2 separate regions of the Mus musculus genome follow, and region 2 is linked to region 1. A link is a loop called in an ENCODE intact Hi-C map of the cell type or tissue named here. Cell type or tissue: heart. All regions are shown on one strand. Each heading gives the region's core, and the rest is flanking DNA. Links, peaks and the distances in the headings are about the cores only.

Region 1 (15,154 bases), core at 3,984-11,983:
GTATCAGCTCCTGCCTCCAGGTTCCTGTCCTGTGTGAGTTCCTGTTCTGGCTTCTTTCAAGTAATATACAGTGATTTGGAAGTGTAAGTCAAACCCTTTCCTCCCCAAGTTACCTCTTGTGGTCCCATCACATCGAAACAAACCCTAACCAGGACAGAAATTGGTCTAACAGTGGGGTATTGCTGTGGCAGAGACCTGACTGTGTGTGTTTAGGATTGTAGAACTTTGAGCTGTTAAAAGCACTAAGTGTTCAGAGCTCAGTGAGCTCTTCTGTAGGAGCCTGGGAGATAAGAATGTTGAGAGCAGTGCAGACGATAAGAGGTCTGGCTTGTGACGTTTCAGAGGTCAGTTTGAGAGTCCTTTAATGACTATCTCTGCTTCCCACAGTAGAAGGGTTATGGTCTCATGAAGCCACACAGCTTAAGAGGGTTCCTCTGGTCCTCACGTTGGCTCAACAAGCACCCTTATTCTGAGCAATTACCTAGAATAAATACCTGCCAGGTGTGGTGGCAAACACCTTTAACTCCACTACTCGGGAGGTGGAGGCAGAGGTAGGTGAATCTGAATTTGAGGCTGGCATGGTCTACACCGAGTTCCAGGCCAGCCAGGGATAAAAAGTGAGACTGTCGTGGGAGGGGAGGAAAAAAAAATGGCCCAGCAGCATGTAGCAGTAATCCTAGAGTGGGGTGAGGCAGGAGAATCTGGGGTTCAGGGACATTCTCAGCTACACAGGGAAGCATGAGGCCTGGACGACATGAGACCCCGTCTCAAGGAAAACAAAGCTAACTAGACCATAGCTAGCTGGGCCTTTTGGGGTTTCAAAAACACCTTTTATTCTGAAAACAAAAAAAAAAAAAAAAAAAAAAAAACAAAAAGCCTGCAACCAGGGAATTAACATGAGAAATTCTATTCCTCAGTCATTTACACAATATATTTGATTCTACGGTTTGATATGTGCCATGAAGACAGACTGTCCCCATCAAATAATGGATTAACTAGCCTCAATTGGGGGAGTGCCCTCTAGAGTAGAAACTAGGTACTTACAAGGGCTCCTCTGCATCCGAACTGTTTGAAGTGTAGAGGTCTTTCTGGGATGAGGCTTAGAGCTGATGAGCAACTGGTCCCAGATACCTGAAACCACACACACAAAACAATTCATGGCATAAAACAGCCCTGAGCAACAAGTGCAACTCAGAAATGAGATGAGCCTCTACACCAAAGAACTGTGAGAGCCGGGCCCATCAGCACAGCCTGAAGTCTGAACCACCCCTAACTCTGACAGAGGAGGAGCCAACACTCCTGTCTGTACGTCTATCTCCCCAACCTCTAGTACTGATCTAATAAATACACATTGACAAACAGGGAGGGGGACTAGGCATGGCAGGGCACACTCAAAAGACAGGCAAGTGGATCTCTGTGCTCCAGGCCAGCCAAGGCTATGTCTCAAGCACTAGCTGCTCTTGTTTGATTCCTAGCACCCACATGGGGGCTCAACTGGACTATAATTCCAGTACCAGAGCATTCGACACTTTGTGACCTCTTAAGGCAACAGGGATGCACAACGCACAACTTTAAACAGCACAGTTAGCAAAATGTAGACCTGCAATGAGTCTTTGATTTTAGTTAAGAAATTCAGATATGCTTTAATCCCAACACTTAAGAGGCACAGGCAAGAGTTCGAGGCTTGCCTGATCTACAGAGTAAGTTTCAGAACAATCAGGGCAACACAGAGAATCACTGTCTTGAAACACACACACACACACACACACACACACACAAAAGGTAAGTCAGAAGTCAGAAATAGGGCCCAAAAAGAGGGTTTTATGGACACAGTGCTTGCCTCCCAAATTGGAAGCGCTATTCACTCCCCACATAGTAGGAAGAGAGAATAGCCCCCTCCACATACCAGAGGTACATAATACAGAGAACCAGAAACGGTTATGTAGACTTGGGCAAGTCAGACTGGGCTTTTTTTTTTTTGTAGAATATACTTGCCTAGCTCTCCTACCTAGAAGGTGCTCAATTTAAAAAATTAATTATTCCGAGTTGCACCTTTCCAAACAAACCAACTGCCCAGTCCAAGCAACAAACACTGAAGACTCAAGCCTTTGCCCACTTTTTTTTTTTTTTTTTTTTTTTTTGTATTTTGTTCTTTGTTTATTCGAGACAGGGTTTCTCTGTAGCCCTGGCTGTCCTGGAACTCACTTTGTAGACCAGGCTGGCCTCGAACTCAAAAATACGCCTGCCTCTGCCTCTCCAAATGCTGCCAGGCTGGGCGGTTCCTAATGAACTCTACAAGGACCACCTGGCCTGGACCGGCTTGGCAGGTAGAGGAAAAAAAAAAAAAGAACCACCACCGCCCAGCGCCGGGCTGGCCTAGTCGTACCCCGGACAGACCCCGGCAGCGTCTCGGGCTCCGTGGCATCCCCTCCCAATTAGCGTCCCAGACTCCGCGGTATCTCCGACCTCCGCAGCGTCTCGGACTCTCTCGGTGTCCCATACCCCCGCAGCGTTCCAGGCTCCCCGGCATCCCTAGCCATCGCAGGGTCTCTGGCTCCTCGGCGTCCGCGGCCCCGCAATAACCCGGACCCCCGACTCCCCACAGCGTCTCGAGCTCCTTGGCTTCCCCGGCCCTGCCGCGTCTCGGGCGCCTCAGTGTCCCAGAACCCCGCAGCGTGCCCGGTCCCCGGTAGCATCCCCAACCTCCTGCAGTGTCTCCAGTAGCGTTCCCGGGTCCCGCAGTGTCCCTGACCCAGCAGCGTTCCGTGTCCCTCCAACCCACCCCGCTCTCCACCGTCGCTCACCTCCCGAACCCTCGCTCCCCGCCGTCAGCAGCTCCCTGGACACCGTGACCTGCGAGCAGGCTACAGAAGACGAAGAAACACCAGGACCGGTCCCGCGCTCGCCCTGGAACTCCATGCTTCCAACCCAGCGCCACTGAAAGAAGCCCGGATATAGGAAGGCACGGGGAAGGGGCGGGGTCAAGGCAGCAATTGGCCGAAACTAGGAGGTGGGCGGTGACTTACGGGTGCGTGGCCAGAGCTCGCGCCTAGAGATGAAGTTCAGACCCACGGGAACCGGAAGCGGGGGTGGGGCCGAGGCGGGGTGGAGGATGGGAACAAGGCACCACACTGCGTGGGCGGAGCGCTGCGGATGCACGTGTCAGGCGCCTAGTCTACCCCAGCCCAAGTCTAGCCCTAGTCTCCTCCTTTATTGTTGTTAGAAAAGAATCAACCCGGCTTGGTCAAGCTAAGCAAATGCAAGCATGAAGAAGGTGGTGCGAGGCCTTTGTCGTTATTTCCATTTTTGTTGTTGTTTGGGGAGGTTTCTGTGGTCTTCAGTTTGTAGCAATCCTGCTTTAGTCTTCCAGATGCCATAGAGGTGGGAGCCACCACACCCAGTTTCTTTTCATTTTCTATATTTTATTTTTTGTCATCCTGGCTGGCCCAGGTTGACTTCAAAATCACCATTTTCCAGCTTCCATTTCCGTGTACTTAAATCTACAGCCGCCCATTACCATACTTTGTTGTTTGTTAAAGCCTCACCAAGTTACCCCGGTTGACCTGGTACTCAAAGTCCACCTAGGTCCTAAATAGCCTGGATTTCAGGTCTGGATGACCAGACCCCAGCTTAGTTTACTATTTAACTGTAAACACAAAACCCAGAAGTGTTAAGAATGCTGTTTACGTTGCTATATATACAGCATGCCTTTGGAACACTGTCATGTCAAAATCCTAAAAGGTTGTTCCAGGTGGTAGTTAAAAGGTAGAGCTGTGAGTGAGGCACTGAGTTTGGTCTCCTACAGAAAAACAAATCCTTCATTTCTAAAAAGCTGAAACAAAACCCCTGAATGACAAACCCCATTCCTCCCCTCTTCCTGCCCCTGGGACCCAATGCTCATGGTTTTGTTGAGAACAAGCGAAAGAAACGTATTCCAAGTGCTACCATTTCATTTCCAGACTCCCATTTAATCATAGGGAGAAACTTAATTCACGGTCCCAGTCTCTAGGGAAGCTGGGGACTTCCCTATATCAGAACAGCTTCTGTTGTAAACAGTTGTCTGTGTGAACGCATCTCCTCAGGGACAATGTGTAAGGAGACAGTTATCTGAGTCCAGCCATCTCAGGGACAACTTCTCCATCTTGCTGGCAGGGTCAAGCAAGTTCATGTTCCCAGACCTAGGAACGAACACCTGTCCCAAGTCTACATGTTTTCCTAATTGTCTGTTAACTGGTAGAGAGCAGAGGAATTGCTATTATCTAAATCAAGGTGTGTAAGTTTTAAAAATATATAACTAATTGCCTGGTATGCACTAGTTAACTACATGCAGCTGACCCACTCCTCCCCACCCCCACCCCACCCCACCCCACCCCTGCTTCCTTATCACTCTGAGCTCTGCACCTAATGGAATTAAGGGCCTTGAAACCAGGTGCCCTGGATATGGCCCAGTACTCCCTTGTTTAACTTATAATGTCAAAACACAATTGGATAAGACTGCAGCTCCCCCCAGCTCCCCTCTCAGGGCTACACAGAGAAACCCTGTCTCGAAAAACAAAAACAAAACAAAACAAAAAGTACAATCTCCCTTCCAGGACGAGGTTCAGACCCCATACTAGCTGCCTCCCTGAGTGCTCAGAAAATAAAGCTTTTGTTTTTAAAGCTTCCATCTCTGAAGTGAGTTGTCTCAGCTCCCACCCCAAACCCAATAATTTCTCTTTCCGTGTAACTAGAATCATAAACTCTTGTTTGTGTAACTAGCATATTTCACTGAGAAGAATGTCTTCAAGGTTTATTGAAAAGGATATCTTTCAATTTTAATGTTGAATAATATGCTCTTGAATTTTGTACCACACTTTCTTTGGGGGGCGGGGCAGGGATTTGTTTTGGGGGGAACACTGTATAACCTAGGCTATATAGTTGAACTCCATGCTATCGATCTTCAAACACTTAATCCCAAGTGCTGAGATTACAAGCAGGCATTTGCTACCAGGACTTGCTAACAGTGTGTTTTCTCTGATAATGAACATTTGAGTTCCTTCCACCTCATGTCTGGTGTGAACAGGAGCAGCAGTAAATATGCAGTTGTTGATTCAAGTAGTGCCTTGAATCCTAGCATTCAGAAGGCAGGGAGGCTGGTGGATCTCTGTGAGTTTAAGGCCAGCCTGAACTACATAGCAAGATCTAAACCAGCCAGAGCTGCATAGTCAATCTGTGTCTCCAAAAACAAAACAAACAAACAAACCCTGTGGGGCTGGAGAGATGGCTCAGTGGTTAGGAGCACTGGATGCTCTTCCAGAGGTCCTGAATTCAATTTCCAGCAACCACATGGTGGCTCACAACCATATGTAATGGGATCCGATGCCCTCTTCTGCTGTGTCTGAAGAGAGCAACAGTGTGCTGACATAAATAAATAAATAAACAAATCTTAAAAATTTTTTTTTAAAAACCCAACTCTGTGTGTGTGTGTGTGTGCACAGTGTGTGTGTGTGTGTGTGTGTGTCTGTGTGTGTGGTGGGGCACATGCCTTGGCACAGGGGCACATGACAGGAAGTCAGGACAACTTGAGGGAGTCAGTTCTCCCACTTCATTTGGTCCTATGGATTAAAAAATTATAGCAGCAGACACCTTAACCTGTTAATCTGTTGGCCAGCCCAAATAACCCAATTAAAATACAATCAAAGGGCTGGAATATATATTTCTTCTTTCTTTTTGGAAGTAGACAAATGTTGGTTGTTCATTTCTTGCATTGGAAGTACTCTTCAGTATCATTCATTAGCCTAAGATTATTTACCACAGTTCTTTGTCACTACACAACAACGCGGTAACCAACCTCTTGAGCATCTTAGACCTCCGTATCTGAGCTCATACACACCCTATCCAGACACACAAAGTACAGATCTGTTCCCCGAAATGGCTGGGGGAATGTGTCGCAATCCCTGAAAACAGTGCGAGTAGGATAGGATGCTAAGTGGGCTATGATGGCAGATGCTGGCTATGCTGCAGTCAGAGAGTCATGGAAATCAGGCTGAGCTGTCTGTCAGCTGAGAACTACCATGAAAAGGGCGCTTATGCTCCTCTTCACACCGACCTCTGATCTGCCTGGGGAGGTCAGAAGGGTGAAATGGAAACTTCTAGTTTCTTTGGAAAGTCAGTTATGTCAAATGATGCTTTGCTGGGGCACACAGGTGAAAGGATGTCTTGCTAAAGCAGACACAGGAAAGACTGCTCTCCTGAGGCAGACCCAGGTGAGCGGATGCTTGATGAAGCAGTCTGTATATGACCCACAGACAGAGCTTTGGCTTGATTTGCTCCGCCTTACTACTCTTTCCTACACCCCCCCCCCACACACACACACACACACAATCACACTCGTATTGGTTCGTCTTACATAGCATTGTTGAGTTTAGCTTATGCTAACATCGACATTGAGAGAAACTCATGCGGTATCTGAAGCTTCTTGCCTCGCCTCAGGCCGGCTGGCAAGTCAGTCTCTTTAGATTGAACTACGGCTGCCAGGTGTCTGTCTGCTTGCAAGACTGGACTGAAGCTACTGACAAGGATCAAGCTCGCCCCCACGGAACTATTGCTAAACAGGTCCACTTTCCCCATATCCTAATAACGTTCCTCTTCCACTACCTCTGCTGGGTGATGGGCTAGAGGAAAGGTCGAAAGCTTACTAAAATAGGCTGCCAAAGTCGTATGCCTACACAAGGGGGAGGGGCAGGTGAATCCATAGCTTGCTATTTCTGCTAGAGTGTAAGGGATAGAGAGCACAAACAGGGTTTGTGCTGAAGAGCTCTTTCTGGGACCCCAAACCGCGGTATCCAGAGGAAGACAGTAAGTGAGATGGGAGAGAACAAGATAGAAGTGTAAGGGTCTGGCAGACCTGAGCCTGGTGAGTATGGCTCTGGCAGGCCCTTCTTCCCGCTCCCTCTGCCTTGCTAAAAACCAGGCACACGCCTTTAATCCCAGCAGAGGCAATCGGATTTCTGAGTTCGAGGCCAGCTTGGTCTACAAAGTGAGTTCCAGGACAGCTAGGGCTATACAGAGAAACCAAGCAAAGTTGGACTTCCAAATGTTAAGGGGTGGCTAAAGATTAGTTTTTGCAATCAGCCTGGTCCTATACGACTTTAGCAAACCTCTCTGTTTGGGCTTCTGTAAACAAAAACTTGTTTTGCCCAGGTGACCTCCTGCTTGAGCATAAACATAATGTAACTTTGTGTCCTTTGCCTTTAAAAGCCCCTGACTGAGCAGGCTGGGCAGTGTATTCAGGAATTTACAAGTCTTGGGTGTAGACCTGGTGCCAGTATAGGAATAAAATCCTCTTCTTTGTTAAAATGTATTAACATACACACACAAATGTTTTTAAAAATAACCTGAGAAGGGAGGGTTTATTTCCACCAACGCTTTACAGTGCATCCTGGAGGAAAACCAAGGCAGATTCTCTTTTCTTTCTTTTTTTTTTTTTTTTTTTTTTTTTTTGGTTTTTCGAGACAGGGTTTCTCTCTGTAGCCCTGGCTATCCTGGAACTCACTCTGTAGACCAGGCTGGCCTCGAACTCAGAAATCCTCCTGCCTCTGCCTCCCAAGTGCTGGGATTACAGGCGTGCGCCACCACGCCCGGCCCAAGACAGATTCTCAAGGCAGGAGCTTGGAGCAGGCGCAGAAGCCATGGAGGAAGGATGCTCTTTTGGCCTTGCTCAGCTACGTTTCCTCATCAGCCCAAATCCACTTGCCTAAGGATGGCGCCGCCCACAGTAGGTCAGACGCCCCTATATCATCTGGCAATTAAACTACCTCACAGACAAGTCCATAGACAGTGCAATTCTTCTGTTGCAGTTCCCTCTTCCCAGGTGACTCTAGATTGGTGTCACTTGATCGCTAATGACAGCTATGACATTACACCAAATTGGCCTTACTGGGATTATAGAAATTGACCTGACAGTCCTGTTTCTGTTCACCACACCTGTTTATCTAGTGCTAGCCATCAAACCCAGAGCCATGTGTGAAGAATTAAAAAAAAAAAATAATGACTGCCCTGAGAACATGGGCCCCGGCCCCCCGACCAGATGGCCTAATTCCCCTGAACTTTTGGGAAAAACAACCACAGAATGTTTCAATGTCCCAGGTGCCTTGAAGTAAATATCCAACCCTAGACTTCCCCTATTTCCTCTCCGATCCTCCCCCTAGGTTGTGCTTTTTTGCCTTTATAAGCCTGCTGGAAAATTAGGGTCATCATCAGACTCCTCTACCCCTGCGTGGTGTATGGGTCTCGACCTCAGCATGCTGGTTTGTGTGCCATTAAAACCTCGTGTGTTTGCAGCAAGCTTGACTGGTGTGGCTTTCTGGGCTCGCGATTCCTGAGACTGGAGTGAGGGTCTCCCTTCGGGGGTTCCTTCATGTGCATACTGTGACCAACTGAGCTACATCCTCAACCACTGATTAAAGTCAAAACAGTTTTGGTAAGTTTTTTTTCCTCCTCAGTTAAATTTCTAGGATCTTGTCCTAAAGCACCACTGCATCCAACGCTGGGCTGGCGTTTCAGCCTCTCCTCGAAAGAATTTAGAAAATACATTCAGAATTCAGACACTGTCCTTACAGACCGTGCAGACATACTATAAAGAACGGAACATACCGCTAGGTGGAGACAATTCTTGTCTCCTTCTTGTTAATCTAATGGGGCAGGTAATAGGCTCAGCTAGGCGGACCATCCCCAGGAAGATTCATCTTAAGATAACTTGCTTTCCTTCCCAGAATTCCCACCGCCTAGCATTGTCCTCTCTAGCCAGGCTGCCTAGATGTGCAGTTAAGTCAGCCTGCCTTTCTAAGACCTGATTATTTCTTCTTTTCCTTCCAGATGCTGGCCAGAGCCTAGTATATTTTTAGATTCCATAACTAATACTTTGGGCTTCTTATTCTTTCTCCAAAGCTCCCCTCCCGGGCATGTGGCTGCCTGCCACTGTGCAAATGGCCTCAGTTCAGCCTTATCTCAGCCCACACGGGGTTTCTTCCTCCTCTGTCCTCCTCCTCCCTTCCAGGCTTGGAAATCTGCCTGGAGTTTTCCTTTCTAAACGAGAATACATTGTCCCCAAGCTTCTGTTTGTGTCTGTTCTTAAATTATTGTACTAACAAAGCTAAGAACCCCAAGAAAGATTCCCAGTTCCTCTGTTCCTCGTGACAGCTCTGCTGGGATTTCCCCCCAAAGTTTCCAGTCACATTCCTCTGCTGTCCTTTAATCCTTCCATCGTCAGAAAAAAAACAAACAAACCCGTTCCTGTGACTCTAGACTGCTTCAAAAAAAAGACAACAGAAACGAGCTTAAGCGGGAATACACGCAAGAGTCAAACTCCAGGAGAGGACAGGACAAACGCTTGTTGTGCCATGTTAGCCGACCGAGTACAGCCGGTACTGTTCCTCTTCCTCATCCTACAGGTGCAGTCTACTTTGATCTATTTCCCGTTGAGAATGTTTGGCAAGTTTGCACATTCTGTTTTCAAATAGTTATAGGTCCTTCCAGTTGCAGGCCCTAGCTTAAAAAGACATTCACATGGTCATAGTATCTGCTATTCTCTTTGAAACAGCCCAAACAGAACACTACAAAGTGGGTATGAACTTCAGATTTAGTTAGCCAAAAATATGGAAGGGCCAAAAGCCGCTGCAGAGACCTGATGTAGACACAGTGTAACTTTGTACCTCTTTCCTTTTAGGGATACTGCAGATTGCAGATCAACAAGGCTAAGTCCTTCCCTAATCTTCCGTTCTTGTTTTGGTTGTTCTTTTGCTATAAATTCTTATTTATAGATAAATTGTAAAAGTAGTGCTTGTATACCTACTATACTGATTCCAAAAATGAGTATATTTTGACTCTCTGTTTTCTTCTTCTTCTTCTTCTTCTTCTTCTTCTTCTTCTTCTTCTTCTTCTTCTTCTTCTTCTTCTTCTTTTCCTCCTCCTCCTCCTCCTCCTTCTCCTCCTCTTCCTCCTCTTTCTTTTCTTTTCTTTTGGGGGGGGGTACTAGGATTCAACTCAGGCCTTTTTTTCTTTCTTTTTCTTTCTTTCTTTTTTTTTTTAGTTTCTCACTGTGTCCCCCTGACTAACTTTGAGCTAACTATGTAGACCAGACTTTCCTTTAACTCACAGAGATAAACTTGCCTCTGTCTCCTAAATATTGGATTTAAAAGCCCGATCCACTACATTTGGCTCTTTTTAAAACTTTTTTTTTTTTTAATGTATGAATGTTTTGTCTGCCTGTAATTAAATGCACTCCATGCCTGTCTGATCCCCTTGGGAACCAAAAGAAGGTGCTATATCTCCTAAAACTGGAGTTTGCGTATATTTATAAGCTGAGACTTGAACCCGAGTCCTTTGCAAAAGCAGCTACTGCTCTTACCCAGTGAACCATCTCTCCAGCCCCATCTTATATCGGCTTTTTAAAATAAACTTTGAATTTAAAGACACAGTCCAGGCTGGCCTTGAATTCACTCTCCAGCCTAGGCAAGCCTTGAAATTATAACCCTTCCGCATCAGCCTCCTGAGTAGCTGGGATTATGGGCCTGTGTCACCAGGTCTGGCTTCTTTATCAGATTATTTATAAGATTTTATTTTTCATTATGTGTATATGTGGCTGTACTAGGTGGATGTGTACATTTGCATATAGTATCCACAAAGGCTAGGAGAGGGTGTTGGATTCCCTAGTGGTAGAGTGTCACACTGTATGGGTGCCAGGAAATGAACTCAAGTCCTTTGGAGAGACGATTTGTCTTGTGTCCTTAATGCCTGAGCCATCTCTCCAGCCCCCAGATTTTTGAAGAGATACCAGAGAAGCTAGGCCTGGTAGTACAGGTTTGTAATGCCAGCTCCTGAGAGGCAAAATGATTATAGAAAGTCCCGTGTCCTAGCAAAAACTCAGCCAAGTCAATTAAAGAACGTATTATGCAGTTAAATTCATTAAAAGAAAAAAATTTTTTTGGATTTTTTTTTTTTTTTAAAGATTTATTTATTATATGTAAGTACACTGTAGCTGTCTTCAGACACTCCAGAAGAGGGAGTCAGATCTCGTGATCGGATGGTTGTGAGCCACCATGTGGTTGCTGGGATTTGAACTCCTGACCTTCGGAAGAGCAGTCGGGTGCTCTTACCCACTGAGCCATCTCACCAGCCCCCTTTTTTGGATTTTTTTGAGACAGGGTTTCTCTGTGTAGTCCTGGCTGTCCTGGAATTCATTCTGTAGACCAGGCTGGCCTTTAACTCACAGGGGCTGGGATTAAAGGCATGTTCCCAGCTTACAATTTATTTTTTAATATCTTTATTTATTTTTATTGCATGAATCTTTTAGCTGCAAGTGTGTCTGTCTGCCATGAGTGTGCCTGGCCCCTCAGAACTGAACATCAGATCTGCTGGAACTGGAGTTACAGGCAGCTGTGAGCTACTGTGCAGGTGTTGGAAATTGAACCTGCAAGAGCATCCAGTGCTGTTAAGCACTGAACCATCTTCTAGATTCCCATGGTCAAATTCTAAAATAAGTAGCATCAGGCATGGTAGCACAAGCCTGTAATCCAAAGCATTTGAGAGGCTGAAGCAGAAGAATATCAAGTTTGTGGCCAGTTGGAGCTACATAGTAACACCATATTTCTTTTCTTTTCTTTTCTTTTCTTTTCTTTTCTTTTCTTTTCTTTTCTTTTCTTTTCTTTTCTTTTCTTTCTTTCGGCAGGGTTTCTCTGTGTAACCCTGGCTGTCCTGGAACTCACTCTATACCAGGTTGCCCTTGAACTGGGAGATCAACTTGCTTCTGCCTCCAGAGTATTGGGATTAAAGATGTGTGCCACCACCATCTGACTCCTCTTCTCGTCTCTTCTCTTTAATTAGTAAATCATTATTCTACTAGGAGTGAAACCAGAATAAAAACCCAAAACGCAAGTAAAGGCAACATGAACAGAAGAACCTTGAGATGTGTTCATTCGTCCATTTCAAGTGGATAATGATTGAATATTCACTTAGGGTTGACGACACCAACAAGTATGAAATAATAATATAGTTGACAAACTTTAAGAGGTAGACATGTGGGTAAAGCTTCATGGTTTAGTGGTTTGGGTGATAAGAAGTATTCAATGGCAAGAGGCTCTTGATGGTCTGGTGGGTATCTGTCTCCGGAGGTTTCTGGAAGAACAGAGTCTTCCTAGTTAAAAAAAAAAAAAAAAAGAACAAGAAGTTAAAAGGGTGGAGGTGGGAACTCAGTGGTCAAGGTTGATAGAAACCTAGAGTAGCATGCACAGGCAGGTAGCTTCTGAAGACACTGGGGGCAGGGAGTACACAGAGCATGACCTGGGTGATCATGGGAGAAGAGCTCAGTTACGGGTCAGTCACCAAGAGACTCTGCTGTCAAATAGTAATGCCTCCAGTCCTTCTCAATGCCCTATCCCTTCTGAAGTAAGGCTTTTGTTTTGTTTTTCCCTTAGCATGTGTGCATGCATTTGTATCTGTTTGTGAATGCAAGCATGGATGTGTCATAACATGGTAGAGGTCAAAAGACAACTTGGTGTTGGATCTCACCTTCTATCTTATTTGAGAGGAGGTCTCTTCACCACTTGTGGACACAGGACCAGGTGAGCTGCCAGCTTCTGGGTGTTCATTTTTTCTCATTTCCCTTCTTGAAACAGGAGTGTTGGGATTACAAACACATGCTACCACCCCCAGCTTTGTGTGGATTCTTGGGGTTTTGAATTCAGGCTTATAAGCTTGCTGTAGCAAGTACATTTGCTCCCCGAGCCATCTCTCTAACCCCTTTTCTTCCATATCCCCATTCCTAAAAAGTATCTTTCTATGACTACTGATCTTTCTCATTTCAGTCTATTTTTATATCCCTTTTATTGATTTTCCTCACCTTCAAACGTTGGGAAAGGTTTGTACTCTAGAATCCATGGCCCCTCAAGCTTCCCCGGCCTCATCCTGGCAGGTGTTGTATTGCGTGTTAAGTTGTCCTCTCTGACGTCAAGGCAGTGGTAACTCCAGAGTGTTCTTCACTGTGGCTCTTTGGGTGTTGGGGAAGAAGCCCGGGACCTCACGCACACTGAGCAAATGTCTGTTGCTGTACGTGCCAGTTCTAAACTCTGCTTCACAGATGTGGAGCCTGAGGGTAACGCCTCGAGTTATCATTCACAGAGCATGGCTAAAAGCAGCACCTCTACTGCAATACGACTGCATTGCTGCACTATACTGCAATACGGCTGCATTACTGCGCTATACTGCAATACGGCTGCATTATTGCACTATACTGTACTACTACTACTACTGGACGTGGGGTGTCTCCCCAGCTCTCCTGAATTCCTATATCTCCACTGTACCAATAGGAATCCATTCTTCCAGCCGCTGAGCTTCAAAAGCACTCCTCAAGGTTCCTTCTGTCTCCTTTCTCACTTTTCCATGAGCAAATCCCGACATTTGCCCTCACTTCCAGACTTGTCCATAGCCTCAGCACCTTCTTATGGTTTCCCGTTTGACTCCCCAGGGCTGGGCCACCATCCCTCTCACCCAGATTTATAAGGAACTGTCTTAGGGGTGGTCCTCCTTGGCCCTAATAATCCCACTGAAATCAAATCACAGCAGGCAGCCTCCTCCTCTTAGATCCTTCAGGTGGTTCTTTCTCATGCAGAGTCAATGCCCACGTCCTTACCACGCTCTGTGAACCTGACACCCGATTCTCTGTATCTCCTGTCACTTCATTCCAGACACGGGACCCCGCCCCCTACACCAGGCCATCCTCATGTTGGCACTCATCCTACCATGTCAGTTGTTTTCCCGAGCGTATCCACGTCTCCTGCATACAACAGACACATTTCTGTCTCAAGACATCTGTGTTTGTATTTTCTTCACATTTCATAACTACCTTCCCATTTCTTTCTGCTCAAGCTACGAAATTCTCTCTGGTTGTATTTATGACTAAGGGGGATGTTTACGCCAAAGGAAACAAAGCCTTCCTCCTACGGCCTCCCCATCCTCTCTCCAAAAACGCTGCTTCTTTGGCGGTGGGTAGAGACAAGGTCTTATGTTGTCCTGGAACTCACTTTGTAGACTAGGCACTTTGTAGACTTGAACTCACAGAGATCTGCTTGCCTCTGCCTTCTGAGTGTGGGGGTTAAAGATGTTCACCACCATACCTGGCCCAAAACTTTGAATTCTGCTTTCATAGTAACTATCAATATACAGCTAGGTGTATTTATTTTTTATTACATATATTGTGCATGCATATGTGTGGACATGCCACAGTACATGTGTGGAGTTCAGAGGACAACTTGCAGGGATTGCTTCTCTCTTCAGAGTCTCCTGAGGACTGAACTCAGGTTGTCAGGCTTGGTGACAAACAAGCGCTTTACCGGCCATTCCGCAGATAACTATTTTTTGTTTGTCTTTTCTCGGTTGAGCAGACACCCTGTGAGACAGTCACTCATCTGTCCTTGCTTGAATGAAACCAGAGCTATAGTCCCAGAGCAAAGGATGGAAAAATCACATTCGATTAAGTACTTAATACGTATTTGTAGATGGATGAATGATGACATGTGCTTGGCACACAGGAGTCCTGTTTGCTCTGTGAATATGTTAGGTCTCAGAATGGAAACAAATGGCTTACAGGTGGCCATTTACAGATCAAATTTGATGCTGGCCACCAGATCCTCCTGGCATCCCTCAGACCCTACCTGTTACAGGGTATGGCAGGCGTACCCTGCCCCCTACCCTGAACCTTTCCAGCTCATGGGCCAGGCTGCCCTTACCCCAGCTGCCTTTCCCTATATAATCCAGTCATTTTGGTTACCTGGCCCTGTTGGTTAACCCTTTACCCTTCTGGCCAGTCTCTTGGCCCAGGCCACCTCTTCTCGGTCACCAGCTCCTCTCCAGTCTCCTCACATGGCCAGGCTCAGTCTGGCTGTGTATCCCAGAGTCCCAGAGTCCTTACCTCTGCTTATGCGCTCTCTTTTATCTATAATAAATATCCATAATACTTAAGAGCAGTCATGTCCTTTCCTTTTTTATTTCTTTCATCTGGTGATGAGACTGGGGGAGTGGCATATGTGAGTGCATTCCCCACCTCCACCCCCCAGCCTCACCCCCCACGGGTTGATCTGAACCAGGCTGCTAAGCTGACTTTCCTTAGGTACATACGGAT
Region 2 (15,154 bases), core at 3,346-11,345, 140 kb after region 1:
TGTGAGTGTTTTGCCTGTACATATGTACGTAAACTACATGCATGCAGGACTCATAGAGGCCAGGAGGCAGCGTTAGCTCCTCTAACGTGTGGGCGCTGGGAACCAAACACAGGTCCTCTGCAAAAGCAGCAAGTGGTGTTTAAGTGGGGATTCATCTTTCCAGATGTGTGTGTATGTATGTGTGCATGCATGTATGCATGCTTATTTCAATTTTATTTTATTTTTCTGGGTAGGATATTTAATCCCAAAGACTCAGGCGTTTTTCTCATCTATAAAATGCAGTAGCAGTGCCTGCCTCATAAGACAGCCAAGACATTCAAACAAGAAAAAGCCCAGCAAACGGGAGAGAGGTGGGATGAGCCGGAGAAATATCACTTTCTCCAAATGACTTATTCAAGTTTGAATAACAACAGCACAGGATCCAGAATAACAGCATCTGAACTTCCACAGGAAAAGCGATTGGAAAGTGTCTTTCCTGTAGGGCTCAGAAAAATAGGTTTTGTGACCTGGGAAATCGAAGCTCAGAGAGCCCCACCCGCAGGGGTCTGGGCTCTAACTCCCTAGCAGATGCCAAGAGGCCTGGTCTTCGGTTGACTTATGTGATAGATTATTTTTAAACCATAAGTTGAAAGAATCAGGAACCAGAGGCAGGGAAAGACCAAACCAAACCAAACAAAAACCTTTTCAGCTGGAAAAAAAATTGCAGATATTACTTTATCTGGGAAGCGTAATTACCCGCCGCTATAGACAAGTCTCAAACAGTGTGCTCGGCAGCTGCCCCTTCAGAGAAAAGAAAGACAAGACTGGGCCAGCTTTGTATTTTCGAGGACAGACCAGTTTGACAGAAGGAGACTGGCAAATGCTGAAATCATATCTTTCTCATGAATCTGAAGAAATTATAGCTTTTACAATAGGTATTTTTAGAAAGCCCCGCCACCGCCATGTATAAAGCCATCTATAGCTAGAAGTACCCACCTCAACCTATATTTTTTAAATATATGATCCTAGGGGCCTCCAGGCCTTCGGGGCACTGCAGAACCTATGCCTCTTTGACAGCAGCCTCTCTCAGAATAGGAATGGGAGCAGACTTGAAAAGTCAAACTGTGTAATGTGCAGGGGTTGGGGATATGCCTGTAACCTGGCCCTCTGAAGAGGTGGGCAGGGGAATTTCAAGTTAAAAGCCATCCTGGGCTATGTCAACAGTCCAAGGTCAGGATGGGCTGCACAGTGTCAAAAAAATAAAAAAAAGTAGGGCCTAGAGCGATGGCACAGTGGTTAGGAGCACTGTCTGCTTTTCCAGAGGATTGGGCTTGCATTTCCAGACTCCACATCCAGTTTCAGGGATCCGATGCCCTCTTCTGGCCTTGATGGGTACTTCAGGGATGGGATGCACAAACATCTGTACAGACAAAACACCCATACACATAAAAATAAAATAAAATAAAATAAAATAAAATAAAATCAAGACAACAAAAAGTAGAACAAATAGTAAAACAGTCAAGTCAAACATCTTTGAATTCGAATAGAGGTGTTATGGGATGAGAAGGGAGGTGTTATGGGATGAGAAGGGAGGTGTTATGGGATGAGAAGGGAGGTGTTATGGGATGAGAAGAGAGGTGTTATGGGATGAGAAGGGGAAGCAAATGTGAGGCAAGGCAAAGTCCACAAAAGAACTCAGTAGAGTTCTCTCAGTTGGTAGTGGTGTGCCTAGCATGCAGGAGGCCTGGGTTTGTCTCCAGCATGGCCCGAGTACCCAGAGCTTGGGAGGCAAAGGCAGGAGGATCAGAAGTTGGAGGTCATCCTTGGCCTCATAAAGGGCAGCCTAGGCTATATGAGATCCTGTCAAAAATACAACAGAAACAAAACCAAACAAAACCAAAGGACGTCAGCAGATAAGAACCCCAAGAAAGGACTAGGTGAGTTGAAGCCCTCCTTCTCATTCTTGGAAATTTCCAGAAGTATCTCATTTTTAGTGTGTGTTTTCATGTGTGTTCATATGTATGTGTTTAGGTGCACATGCTTATGTGCACACATGTGGATGCACAGGTAGACATCAGGCGTCTCACCTCTACCTCTCTCCACTTTATTTCTTGATGCAGCAACTCTCATGAGAGTTCACTGACTGCCTAGACTGGTTGCCCGTAAGATCTTGGGTGCCATCTTCTCTGTCCTCCTAGTCCTAGAGTGACAGGCATGTGCCACCACACTTGGCTTTTATGTGGGTGCTAGGAATCCTAACAGTTTCTCATACTTCCATGGCAAACATTTACCCACTGAGCCATCTCTGCAGCCCCCAGAAATATGGGGAATTCTTACCATAGGTGGGATGAAGCTTGTGTTCTTCAAGACAGGATGGGGTGAAACCCTGTGACTCCACACAGAAGGCTTGAAGCCAGGTGTGGGTCATGAGGTTCCCTTTCCTACACAGCCACATCGTCTTCAACACGCAACCTCCAAACTCAGCACAGAGGGAAAACACCCATCTCCCCCAGAACACTCATAATAATCTATAGTCTTTTCACAGAAAACCCTGATACCATGGAGAGAGACAGCATCATAACACACAACAGGAGGTGGTTTCACATTGGCCATTAGTCAAGTGTCCCATGTGGTACAGGTTGACAGTGTGGATCCTGCCACACTGGAATCAAACAGTTAACTGTGTGCATGGCTGATGGAGGAGGCCAGGGTTCTCACTGCTGAGGTGGGAGGTTACAGAAAGACAGAGAGGCTGGAGTGACCCAATGGAGTAGAGAAAGGAACTGTGATGTCCAGGAAGCAGGCATGGGAATGACTTGTCACTTTCATCCAAGGCCCAATTTAACTGCAAGGAATGCTGGGGAGCATGGTCTTTCTGTCTGCCCAAGAAGAAGGAAAGGAGGCAAAACTTGACTGACCTGAACCATTTATCTTCACTCAAGACATTTGACTTGATGTTCAAGAATGCTGTGGTCTAGAAGGCTGAACGGCTTGAGAGACTTCAGGAAACTCAAAGCCATATAGCTGAGAGACTCAGCAAGAGTTGCTGTTCCTAGCTACTCATAGTGGAAAATCTAAGTGAGTCACTGCCATGATAGCAGTGACCTCTTCCAGCACCAGGTCCTGAGGGACCCTAAAGACTTTTTCCAGTCCTACAGCCTCCTTACAGCTTCCCCTCCTGTCTGGGGTCAAGACTAGGTCAAGTTCCATTCTCCACCCACAGGAACATTCTTTAGTAAAATATTCTCACCCCCCCCCCAAAAAAAACCCAAAAAACAAAAAATCCCACAGTATGTACTGATTGGTAGTCAACTAACCCTCTAAAAAGTTCCAGGTAGATTTCAAATGTGTGTCATGCTTGCTAGCCAATAGATTTAAAGCTCGATATGCTTAGCCAATAAGTTTGAACTGTAACCTCGCTGATGTAACATGTGCCCATAAAAAATATGTAAACTGCTTATAATAGCCATCTGAGGTTGCTTTCTAGTCACTCACCTAGAGGGACTGACTGAGGGTTGACCCCAACTCTCCAGAAAATGAACCTCTTGCTTTTTCATTGATCTGTGCATCTCAGTGTCTCACTCGGGGGCATCTTGAAGTAAGTACCACTGACCTAGGGTCGGGGGTCTTACAGTCCACTACCAAAATGTAAAGAAAGAGGGGCACACACCAGGTCAGTGTGCATGCCACATGTTAGTGTTCTGTTGCTGTGAAATGACCCAGAGACCAAGACAATGCAAAAAGAAAGCATTTAATTGGGGGATTTCCTTACAATTTCAGAGGGTGAGTTTATGACCATCATGATGGGGAGTGTGGTGGTGGCAGACAGACAGACAGACAGACAGGCAGGCAGGCAGGCATGGTGCTGGAGCAGTAGCTTACATCTTATCCACAAGTTGGAGGTTGGAGAGAGAGAGAGAGAGAGAGAGAGAGAGAGAGAGAGAGAGAGAGAGAGAAGAGGGGAGGGGAGGGGGGAGGGGAGGTGAGGGGAGCCTGGCGAAGGCTTTTGAAACCTAAAATCTCACCCCCAGTGATATACCTCTCCTAACAAAGCCATACCTCCCGATCCTTCTAAAAACAGTTCCATCAAGTAGGGACAAAGCATTAAATATAAGAGCCTATAAAGGGGAGGGGAACACCACACAATTCTCATGCAGTCCATCATGTCAAAGGAAGGTGACCGCCATTGTATGACTTGCTCAGAGCAAATGAGCAACCACTTTTGCCCTATACATCATGATTTTCTCATCCAAGCATCTTCAGTAGGAAAAGAAGCAAAATGAAGTCACATGACATATGTGATGCTATCCCTGGCTGCCATCTTGACTACATCTGGAATGAACTACAATTCAGAAATGGAGGGCACACCTGTGGTCCAGATCTCGAGACTTTTGACCCAGATCTTGACATGGAGAGCCTGAGGCATAGTGACCATGACATGCTTAAACCCAGGCAAGGTAGAACACACCTTTAATCCTAGGAGATTGAGGCAAGCAGATCTCTGAGTTCAAGATCAGCAAGTTCCAAATCCAGGCGTGGTGGTACACACCTATATTGTGAGCCACACCTTCTGCTAGAGGCCTACATAAGGACATTGAAAGAAGGAAGACTCCCTCTTCTTCACCTGTTTGCACTTACCTGCCAGCACATCTGTTGGAACTTACTTCTTCAGGATTCCAGCTTATACAGAAGACCAGCTGAAACAACTAGACTCCTGGACTGAGCAACTACTAGATTCTTGGACTTCCCATTCACATCTGCCCATTGTTGGGTTAGTTGGACTACAGACTGTAAGTCATTACAATAAATTTCCTCAATATAGGGAGAGATTGCATAAGTTCTGTGATTCTAGAGAACCCTGACTGATACAACGTAGAAAGACATTAAAGCCTAAAAGTAGCTGTGAACACATGATCAGAGAGAGGGAAGGAAAGAGGAAGAGCGGGAAGGACATTATACACAGCAAATATGTAGAAAGTATTTCCTCAAACAAAGACTGCTTTCCAAATGTTAAATCTCTTTTCGCTTGTTTAACAAATAAGTTATCCTTCCAAATCCTTTCTATTCAAATAAAAATGACAATGTCTACAGAGAAATCCTGGAGCCTGGTCCAACCCTTCCCAGGGGGTGGAAAGTTCGTCTGAACTTTACTGCAGATAACTTGTAATTTCCCAGCAACTAGGGGTTCAGGAGAGCCCCATTTAGTTCAGCCTACATGAGGGAAATTTTGAAACTAGTCTTTAAAAGCTTCTAGAAGGTTTTCTTTTGCTTTGGGACAAAGGTCTCCACTCACCTGGCATCACATCCCTCAGTGAACTGACAGATGAAGCTGGATTCCAGAATCCTAATGTTACCATCTCACATGCAGCCACGTATGTGTACATACAGGTGGGGTCATCCAATCCAGACTTATGAAATGATCTGCACACACACAGGCACATCCAACCTTTTGCTACTCCAACATGATATCATCCGCAAGCCATGCAATCTAACTACAAAAAAAACCACAAAATCTTGTGTTTAGGGAAGCCTTAGAGTGTTGTGTAAACCAGCATCCATTGCTCTCCTCGGCCACACACAGCCCATGGGCCTCAGTGGGGGTGGGGGTGGGGCACACATCTGCCTGGACAGCACAGAAAACTCCAGAAGGTAATTTGAGCTAAGAACTGTCTATGGCTTGCCACAGAGTTTCTCTTTTATTTAACTTCATTTATTTGTCTTATGTTTACAAGTGTCTTTTTTTTTTTTTTTTTTGTCTGCAGATCTGACCATGTGTGTGCCTGGTGCCTACAGAGGCCAGAGGAAGGCACTGAATTCCCTGGGACTGGAGTTACAGATGGTTGGGAGCCCTTATGTGAGTTCTGGGAATTGAACCCTGGTCCTCTGAAAGAGCAGCCAGTGCTCTTGAGCCATCTCCCTAGAGACATAGTTCCTCTTGTAATGAAACCCTTGGATATGGAGTCTGTTCCTGTAGTTATAGACAAATATTCACAGTAGAGTCATTACAAAGTATCTGAAAATGGTATTTAGCTTCTCTGGGCACTTAAGGGTTTCTACTAATAGCAATTCAAAACTCAAATAGAACTGAATGGGAAATGCCTGTTTGTGGGGAGAACAGCTTGTGGTCGGTGGCTAATTGGATCTGGCACACTCTTGTGAGTTGCTATGGCTTTGTATTAAGGAGACAGGTGTTATTGGGCATCAGTGCAACCACTATGGACCATACGGGAAGTTAAAAGAGTCTTCGTTACATGCCATACGTGAAACCACTCCTCCTCTTGACATAGAAATAGAGAAGTCCAGTGTGCCTAACAAATAACACGCGGGAAGGCCGGTGATCTACACGTGAGAAGGTGCGTGTGCCAATACGGGTTGATGATTGTAAAGATGCCAAACATTCAACGCTTAATTTATAAAATACATGCTGTCATGTACAATTCTATTTCTCCAGATATTTCATAATGTTAAGGGGAAAAGCGAGTTGTGTATGTGCACCTTAACACTCTGCCCCAACCATGTGTTCCACCGTCGTGTCCCCCCCCACACCCCGCCCCCAGGGGTCAGGGAGAAGCCAAAAAGCCAGCATGATGCAACCCAGGGAGGAGCGGCCACAGGAGGGCCACGAAGCCTCCTCAGACCTTATTCTAAGGTGAACAGAGGCAGAACTCAAGCCCTCCCTAGTCCGGCTGTTCACGTCTGCCCCTACTGGAGAAAAGAGAAACTGCAAGGAGAGCTGGAGTCACGGAGCCTGGCTGAGGGATTCCTGTCTCTATGGAAGATGAGGAAGGGCAAAGGGTCCCACAAGGAGGCCCGCAGGGATGAAGGAAGGTCCATTGAGATCCATCTGTCTTGGGAGCGTACGGAATTGGATGCCAGAGGCTGACGTCAGGTGTCTTCCTTTATTATTCTCTCTGTTATTTAAAAAAAAATTTTTGTTACATTCTTTATTATTAAGATGGAGTACTGTGCACATAACAGCGTGCACGTAGAAAAAATTTGATGGAGTTGGTTCTCTCCTTCTGCACGTGGATTCTGGGCACTGAACTCTGCTCTTCAGCCTTAGAGCCAGGACCTTTAGCCACTGAGTAATCATACCAGCCCTTCTTGTGACATGGTCTAGGCCTAGAGTTAATGATTCAGCTACAGGGGCGGCCCAGCAGGCCCCTGGGACTCATCTGTCTCCCCAACACTAGAATTACAGACAAATGTCAGCACACCCACATTTTGTGGGTGCTTGGGATTCAAACTCAGGTCCTTGTGTTTATACAGTAATCACGCTACCCACTTAGACATCTGGCCAGCCTCTCCGTTCTGCTGGAGAGACATTTATAGATTGGCTTTGAGCTTGAGCTCAATGCTTCTGTGAACAATCCCATCTGAGGAAGAATTTGGGATTTTGTGATCTTTTCTCCAGAGACTCGTGGCAGATAGAGACACTTTTGTGGAGCCTCAGCTATGAATCTGGACAAAGGACAATGTGGCCTCAGAGGAATCAACATATTAACCATTCTGTGGGAATTTAAAACCATTCTGCACGGGTTAATGGGCACAATTAACACCAGAATTAGACAGACTGTGTAAGTAATTGAGACTATTGAACATAGCTATTGACTATACCACCCCTGGTCTGTGGATCAGGCTGCCTCACAATTCATTAGAGAATGTAATTAGCAAGACCTTATTGGATTTTATTATTGGCTCCAGGGTAGTTTTGCATGGAAAATACTTGGTAGGTGGCTTTCTGAGAATAACCAAGTGATGGTCATTTTGGTGTGTGCTTTTGAGATAAAGTTTACCAGTATAAAATGAATTTCCAGTTTCCCACCCCCTGCCCCCGCCACACATACACACACTTCTCTTCAGTCTCCAAAGGATCCTTCTCCACCATATTAAGTGGCTTGGTCTGCTCAGTCACTAGGATCCTTCTTAGCGCTTGGTCAGCCATTTTGCTTTGAGTTAACTGGTGTTTTATCTCCCAGCTCCTATGTGGCTGACTCCTGTCAACACTGGGTAAAGTGCTATTTACTGAGGGGGGAAAACCCTAACCTGTTAAGCTACAATAGGGAGAAAGAAAAGACAACTGTTTGAACCTTTCAGGAGGGTTGTCTTGGTGCACAAACCAGTCCATTACTTACAGAGAGAAACAGTTCGTTTTGGCTCGTGCTTTCAAAGGTTCCAGTCCATGACTCACTGGTCCCAAGGAAGAGCAGCAAGTCAGGCTGGAGTGTGTGTGTGTGGCAGAATGAATCTGGTTACCTCGTGGCTGGGTTGCAAAAGAGAAGGGTCTCGAGGCCCGTGGTCCTCTGCAAGGGCACACACACACACACACACACACACACACACAGGAGCCTCAAACTATCGTGCAGGTCAATCACCTGGTGCCTTTGCTGGGGGGAAGATGCTAGTTTTGTAGGTCTGGAGCAAGACTTGGGAGTCTACACTGCCTAGATGTTCTCAGATCTGCTGCTGCTGCTGCTGCTGGCGATGATTGTGATGATGGTGATGACGATGACGACAATGACGATGCTGTCTGTGCATCCTTCTGAGATGAGATAACCCAATGGCGAGGATGATGAAGTGACATGGGATGTGTAGACTGGAATGATGTTGCATCCAAAAAGCAGCTGCTTTACTGATGAGAACTCTCTACCCAGACAAATGAAAATCAAGTCTCCTCAAACCTCACCAACATGCGTACAAATGAGGTCCTAAGCTGACACTGTCTTTATAGCCATGCTTCCATGCTCATTGCCCAATGTGCTCAGCAGACACCCGGCTCTCTGTTATTTCTAAGAATGTAGGGATCACATCTCCCTTCAGCCAGGGTCCTCTGGGCTCTGTTGCTCAGGATCCCCTCTGTTCACATGCAAAGCTCAGGACCCCATTTGGGGAGGGAGGTTATGGGTGAGGGAACTGAGACTCCCTGACGGCTCAGATCTCTACTCTGAAGAAGGCACATGTTCATGGGGCACAAAGTTGTGAGTCACTGAGAGGCCTGAGCCAGTCTTTGTTCCGGAGCCAAAGTTCCCCCTATCTCCCCCCACCCTCTCTACACCCTGCTTGCCCAACACCCCCAGTCCCTTCTCAGCAGTTTGGCTTGGTCCCTGCTGTGTCAAGTTTTCGTCTCTTTGGAAGTTGTATCAGGTTCCAGCTGCAGCCCTCCCTGGGCCAAATCCACAGCTGGCAAAGAAGCAGACATCTTATCTGTCTTGGCCAAGACAAAGGGAATACACAAGGTTTTCTACGGGAACAGAGCTGATAGACGGACTATATAGTCCGAAGGGGGTTTACTAGAAAGGCTTACATGATAAAATGGTCTGGGAAGTCCAACAGAGGCTGGAGAGTCTGAGAACCTGGCGCCTGCGCAATCTAAAAGACTGTCTGTCTGATCAGTCGCAAGCTGATGCTGAAGGCCTGGAAGATTTCTGGAGAGTCACTGGTCTTTGGGGGTCTTCAGTCCAAGCTGGAGGGCTAAATAAGTGGATTCTGATGTCCGTGAAGGGCAGCGGCAGCGGCCCGGGGTGGCTACACTTAACCGCTTCTTCCTCAGAACTCTATCTCTGGGTAATGCCTGCCAGTAGCCCTCCTGCTCTGAGGGAGGGCTTTCTCCCCTTAGCGTGTCCTTTCTGGATGTGCCCTCACAGATCCACCCCAGTCAGGTCTCTTAGTTGATTCCAGATCCTATCAAATTGATGATCACGATTAACCGTGGTATTAATTGGACATATTAACTTCAGGGCTTCAGATTCCCAGAGCGTGTTTAATATGCTACTACGTTTATGGTTTTGGACATCTGGAAGTGGGTTTTCTCCTATCTGAGCTTTTGCACTAAGTTTTTGCACATGTGAAAATGTGTCATGATCCCTAACACTTGATTCATATTTAAGTCAATTCTGCATTAAACATGTTTTTATTCTGCCAGAGTTTGGAAGCAGCTCTTTCCCGATTTCTAAAAGGAAGTGGTAGTTAAGGAATTGAGGTAATCGGGCAGGTTTCAGGTATGAACCTCATTTTCCCGTGAGCCAGCTGTGTGTGGTGGATAAGCTCCTCATTTTCAACTGGAAAAAACACATGCAAATAGTAGCCAGTTCTTAGGAGTATTTCAAGGTTTAAAGACCTATTTTTTAAATTTGTATTTGTGTGTGTGTGTGTGTGTGTGTGTGTGTGTGTGGTGTGGTGGTGGTTGTGTGTATATGCGTTTGTGTGTACGTTTGTGTGTGTGGTGGTGGTGGTCGTGTGTGTTTGTGTGTGTTTGTGTGTGTTTATGTGTGTGTGTATGGTATGTGGTGGTGGTGGTCATGTGTATGTGTTTGTGTGTGTTTATGTGTGTGTGTGGTGTGTGATGGTAGTATGTATGTGTGTTTGTGTGTATTTGTGTATGTTTGTGTGTATGTGTGTGTATGTGTGTGTGTGCCATGTAAGTGTAGATGCCTACAAGGCCAAGACGTTTATTTTATTTTTTGTTTTTCCAACATAATATTTTTATTGATTGCTTGCTGATTTCACATCATACACTGTATCAAATTTGTTTCCTAGTCGTTCCTTGTGTGCCCCATCCCCAGTGACCTCCCTCCCCCAAAAAAGTGCAATTTTGTTATCTGTATACTCACTGGAGCATGGTCAAACTCTCAGCCTGTTAAGTAGAGCTAAGTCTCCCCTCCCACACCTCTGCTGGAAGCCATCTATTGTGGAGAGACACTTCAGCATTCTATCACAGTTTTTAAGAGTAACTAGGCTGTTACCGTTTGGGGGTGGGCATGGGGTGGAGGGAGGGGTTGTCACAGAAGCCGTCCACTTCCCTTTTTCTCAACTGTGCGTCTGCAGTCATTGATGTCACCGTCAAAGGAGTTTATTTGCTTTTTATGAACTGGGAGAGCATGAATCATGGGTTTCACATGGTTTCTGAAGTCAGCACAGACCACAAACAAGGCTCCCAGTTGCAGTAGGGCCAGGACCCAGACAAGGCCCTCTGATGAAGCTGGGATTATGGTCATCACCATGGCTTCAGGCGGGAGCATAGACCATGGATTTCCACATGGACTTTGGGTAGCACAGGCCACAGACATCAATGCAGATCCAGCTACACTAAGACCGCAGACCCTAATATGGCCCTCTGTGACAGGACGAACCTGGACATCACCATGACCTTAGGTATCAGTTGCAAGGTAAGTATTGGTGCAGCTGGGTCTATGTTGATGTCCATGGCGTGTGCTACCACCAAAGGCTGTATAGATGTCCATGGTCTGTGTTGCAGACTGAGACCATGTTGATGTCTGTGGGTAATGCTGCCACTGGGGGCCACATCATGTGGGTAGCTGTGCTGTCACTGGGGGCCACGGTGATTCCAGCCCCATGTTGCCACTGAGAGCCACATCCTGGTCCATAGTCTTACTGCACCTAGCGCTGCCAGGCCTATGTTGATGTTCATGGCCCTGCTACCACCTAAGGCCACGAGGATGACTGTAGTCTGTGGTTCTGCTTTAAATGCCCTGAGCTGAAGTTACAGGTGGTTGGGAGCTGCCCCGTGTGGAACAGCAGGAAGCACTCTTAAAGGCCGAATCATCTCTCCTGGCCCTATTGTGCGTGAAGTTTAAATGAACTAATACATGTCACGTGTTTGAAGCAGCTGTTGAATAATGAGTCTCATAAGAGGGCCAGCTTTTTTTAAAAATCAACTCCATCAGCCTCTATCCTGAGTGTTCTGAAATGTCATAATTCGAAAGCTCTCTGAGACACTTTATTCATATCAGACTTGGAACTTAGGAGGCCGTTAGAATATCTGTCTTTACATCTGGGAAGTTTTGTTTTTGTTTTATATTAAAGGCGTGTTTATTGGGAAGCTGGTCTCTGGCAAGTTCACTGGCTCCAAGGATTGAGGCCAAAGTAATCCCCATAGGGAGGAGTGGGGGAGAGGATAAAGAGAAAAAGGACAGAGAGAAAGAGAGAGAGAGAGAGAGAGAGAGAGAGAGAGAGAGAGAGAGAGAGAGAGAGAGAGAGGAAGAAGAAGAGGAAGAGCAAGGGGAAAGAGGAAAGGACAGGGGAGGGAGGGAAAGAAGGCAGGAGTAAAGGAAGGAGACAGAGAAGAGAGAGAGAGAGATCATTTAAATTGAAAATTATTTCATGCCTCCCCCACTCTCATTCTTATTCTGGGATAACTCAGTTAAAGTCCACTTTTCTCTGATTTCACCTTCCATATTTGTCTTTCTTTTTCATTTCAGATTTTTCATCCCTTTGCCTTTTCATCTTATGTTCTTTTAAAAATAAGTTACTTAACTTTATTTTATGTGTATTGATGTGAGGTTGTCAGGTCCCTTGGCATGGGAGTTACAGACAGTTGTGAACTGCCATGTGGTGCTGGAAATTGAACCTGGATCCCTTGGAAGAACAGACTCAACCACTGAGCCATCTCTCCAGCCTCTTGTTTCATGTTTTGAGAGATTTTTTCCATCCATTTCTCTTATCCAGTTTACTACATTATTAATTTATGCCTTTCTGTCTTTACTTTTCAAAACTTACTTCATGATCTCTGTTCTTTTGTTTGTTTGTTGTTGTTGTTGTTAGTGCTTTGAAGTTTTTAAAGAGCACATTATCTATTCATATATCTTTGTGATTTTTCTATTAGATATGTTTCATAGCCTCTGCTTTCTGCTCTGTCACTTTGCTTGCTTCCACACCGTGACTGGCAGCTGTCATTTACAGATCTCCAACATCCTTATTGAACATTATCTCCATTTGATTGTTCTTCACAATATTAACTCCCCCTTTCCATAACAAACATTTTTAAAATTGCATTCCCAGCTCCCTGTATCTAGGATGTAGATGTCAGTTTTTCCACCAACATCTTTTATTTCTGTTGCTGTGGTAAGACAACCTGATAAAGGCAACCTTAAGAAAGAAAGCATTTATTCAACTCACAATTCCAGTCCGCAGCAGTCACTGCAGGTAAGTCAAACAGCAGCTACTTGAAGCAGATCACCACATCTGCAGTCAAGAGCAGAGAAAGAATGCATGCATGCTCACAACTCAGCTCACCTTCTCCACACTTATACAACGCAGGGCTCCTGCATAGGGAATGGTGCCGCCCACAGTGGTCTGGTTCTCCCCAGATCAATGAAAACAGACTGTCTCCATAGACACGCCCATAAACTAGACTGATGTAGACAATCCCTTACTGACACTGTGTTCCTAGGTTATTCTAAATTGTGCCACGTTGACAGTTAAAACTAACAGTCACAATCAACATATGTTCCTTAGAAAACTTTGTCTATAGTTTCAAGAGGAAAACACTTGGACCACCTGGCACTGTTCGGCTGATACAGGAGAGCAGGAAAAAAGAGGCATAGCAGCTCTGGTGTTAGTAGCTGCAGGGACCACTTTGGTTTCTCTTCCTGACCAGTTCTTGTGCCACATCACTGGAGACTCAGCTTAGAAGCGATTCCCCTTGTTCCTTTAAAGATTGGCCAAAGGGCTGGAGAGTACTCAGTGACTAAGAGTACTTGCTCTTCAGAGAGTCCAGATTGAATTTCTATCACTCAAGTAGTACCCATAACCTGTGGTTACTCCAGTTCCAGGGATCCAGACACACACAAAAACAAAACACCCATATGCATAAAATAATAAAATAAAAATAAAAGATTGACCAAGAATATATTCCTAGTAATGAAGTTCCCCCAGATTATTGCAATTTTCCCAAGTGTCTCTATAATCTTACCACACAATGTTCAAGGAGACGCAACACCGCATATTCATGCCCACGTGTAGTCCTCCTTCACAGTGTGTGTGTGGGTTGGGCAGACTGAGAGAAGAAATGTTAAACATTGCTTCTGCAACTAGGGGATAAAAGACTGCCCAGGAGCTAGGGAAATGGCTCTGTCGATTAAGAGCTTGCCTCACAAGTCTGAGGACTTGAGCTTTGGTTCCCAGAAGCCAAGTAGAAAGGTGGATATGAAGGATGTGGTTGTAATGCAAGCTCTGATGATATGGGAGACAGAGGCAGGCAGGTCCTTGGAAGCCCATCTCAAACCAAAGATGGAAGGACTCACACCTAAGGGTGTCTTCTGAGCCCCACACAATATGTGCCTCCCCTCTATGGATACACACACACACACACACACACACACACACACACACCCCACTATACCTTCATTCTTAGACATTCTCTAGCTTTCTTGTGGAATGCCCCCTCCCCCCATCCCCCGGAGAAATCTGATTCCGACAACTATCAGATGGCCCTCTGGACTGGCCCCCGTGGCTGGCAAGCAGGCAGAGGTGTCAAAGCCATGTGAGTGAACTGGGGAGCCCCTCACTCTCTGTCAGTCAGCCTTTAAGATGAGATCACAGCCCAGCACTCAGCTATGTGATGATGGACATTTGAGTAGGAGCTGCTTGGCTGGATGACACTTGATTCTGACAGAGCCCAGGGGACTCAATGATGCTTCTCAGATATGGAGCCTCATTCTCTGGCGGCCGATCGCACACAGGCATCACATCAACCACTCTTCCACTCTGCTTCCTCCCAGCCCATCCTCTTGTGGCCCTGTTCATTTATCTCCATAGGTGGCAACTCTGCTTTTCCAGGTGCTGGGGACAAAAATCTGATGACGTCCCTGGATTCTTTCTTTGTGGCAGATTCTGAAACCATCTACAAGGCCCATCAGATGTAGCTACAAAGTATCCCTGAAGTCAGCCCTTGTCTTACCACCCACCAGCACGGGGCAAAACACTGTCCTCTTGTCCATGGACCACTGCAAAGCTCCCCTCACTCTCCCTCAAACCCATGACTCCCTTCCTTGCTCACCTAGCATCTTTTCAAATCAGCACCGAAAAGACCTGTTTAAAGGCAGGTCATTTTAGCCCAAAGTCCTCCTGTGACTGTCCCTCTCCCTCCCAGAAGTGACTGACTTTCACAATGAAATGAAAAGTTATAGGAAATGTGAACTTATCCACTACAGCTCTCCACTCTCTTCCCCATGGCACTGCACCCTGCAGCATCTGTTGTGTCCAGAGCCAGTTCCAACCCCAGGGCCTTTGCACTAGCTGTTCTTCCTGGATGCTTTCCTGATGGAAGGAACCTTGTCTGTTTGGCTCATTGCCATCTGTGCAACACCTCAGCTCCCACGGATCTTTCAGTAGTTATTGGAAAACTGGGTAAATCCAGTTAGATGAGACACTGGGC

What was found. Peaks named below come from ENCODE experiments on the same cell type or tissue, not always from the same donor. Only the 100,000 strongest peaks of a DNase experiment are listed, where the experiment ranks them.
Region 2: it touches region 1 in a loop (2.6-fold over the local background); 5 of 42 quality-filtered maps call a loop at or near these places.

Annotation. Positions count from the first base shown.
Region 1 is chr10:83,348,024-83,363,177 of GRCm38, reverse strand. Gm40723 (a long non-coding RNA gene) reads right to left here. Exons shown (of 4, transcript XR_871905.2): 2 at 12,878-13,123; 3 at 12,547-12,643; 4 at 10,959-12,172. It overlaps D10Wsu102e (DNA segment, Chr 10, Wayne State University 102, expressed), which reads right to left and starts at 2,957. Exons shown (of 4, transcript NM_026579.3): 1 at 2,805-2,957; 2 at 1,045-1,131. The coding sequence starts at 2,919. In heart, for the core only: a CTCF peak has its summit at 8,638; a DNase peak (open chromatin) is centred at 8,977; H3K27ac peaks cover 414 bases.
Region 2 is chr10:83,211,422-83,226,575 of GRCm38, reverse strand. No RefSeq gene overlaps it. Among named protein-coding and RNA genes, the nearest start is that of Slc41a2, 120 kb to the left of the region's middle. In heart, for the core only: a CTCF peak has its summit at 6,697; DNase peaks (open chromatin) are centred at 6,695 and 9,135.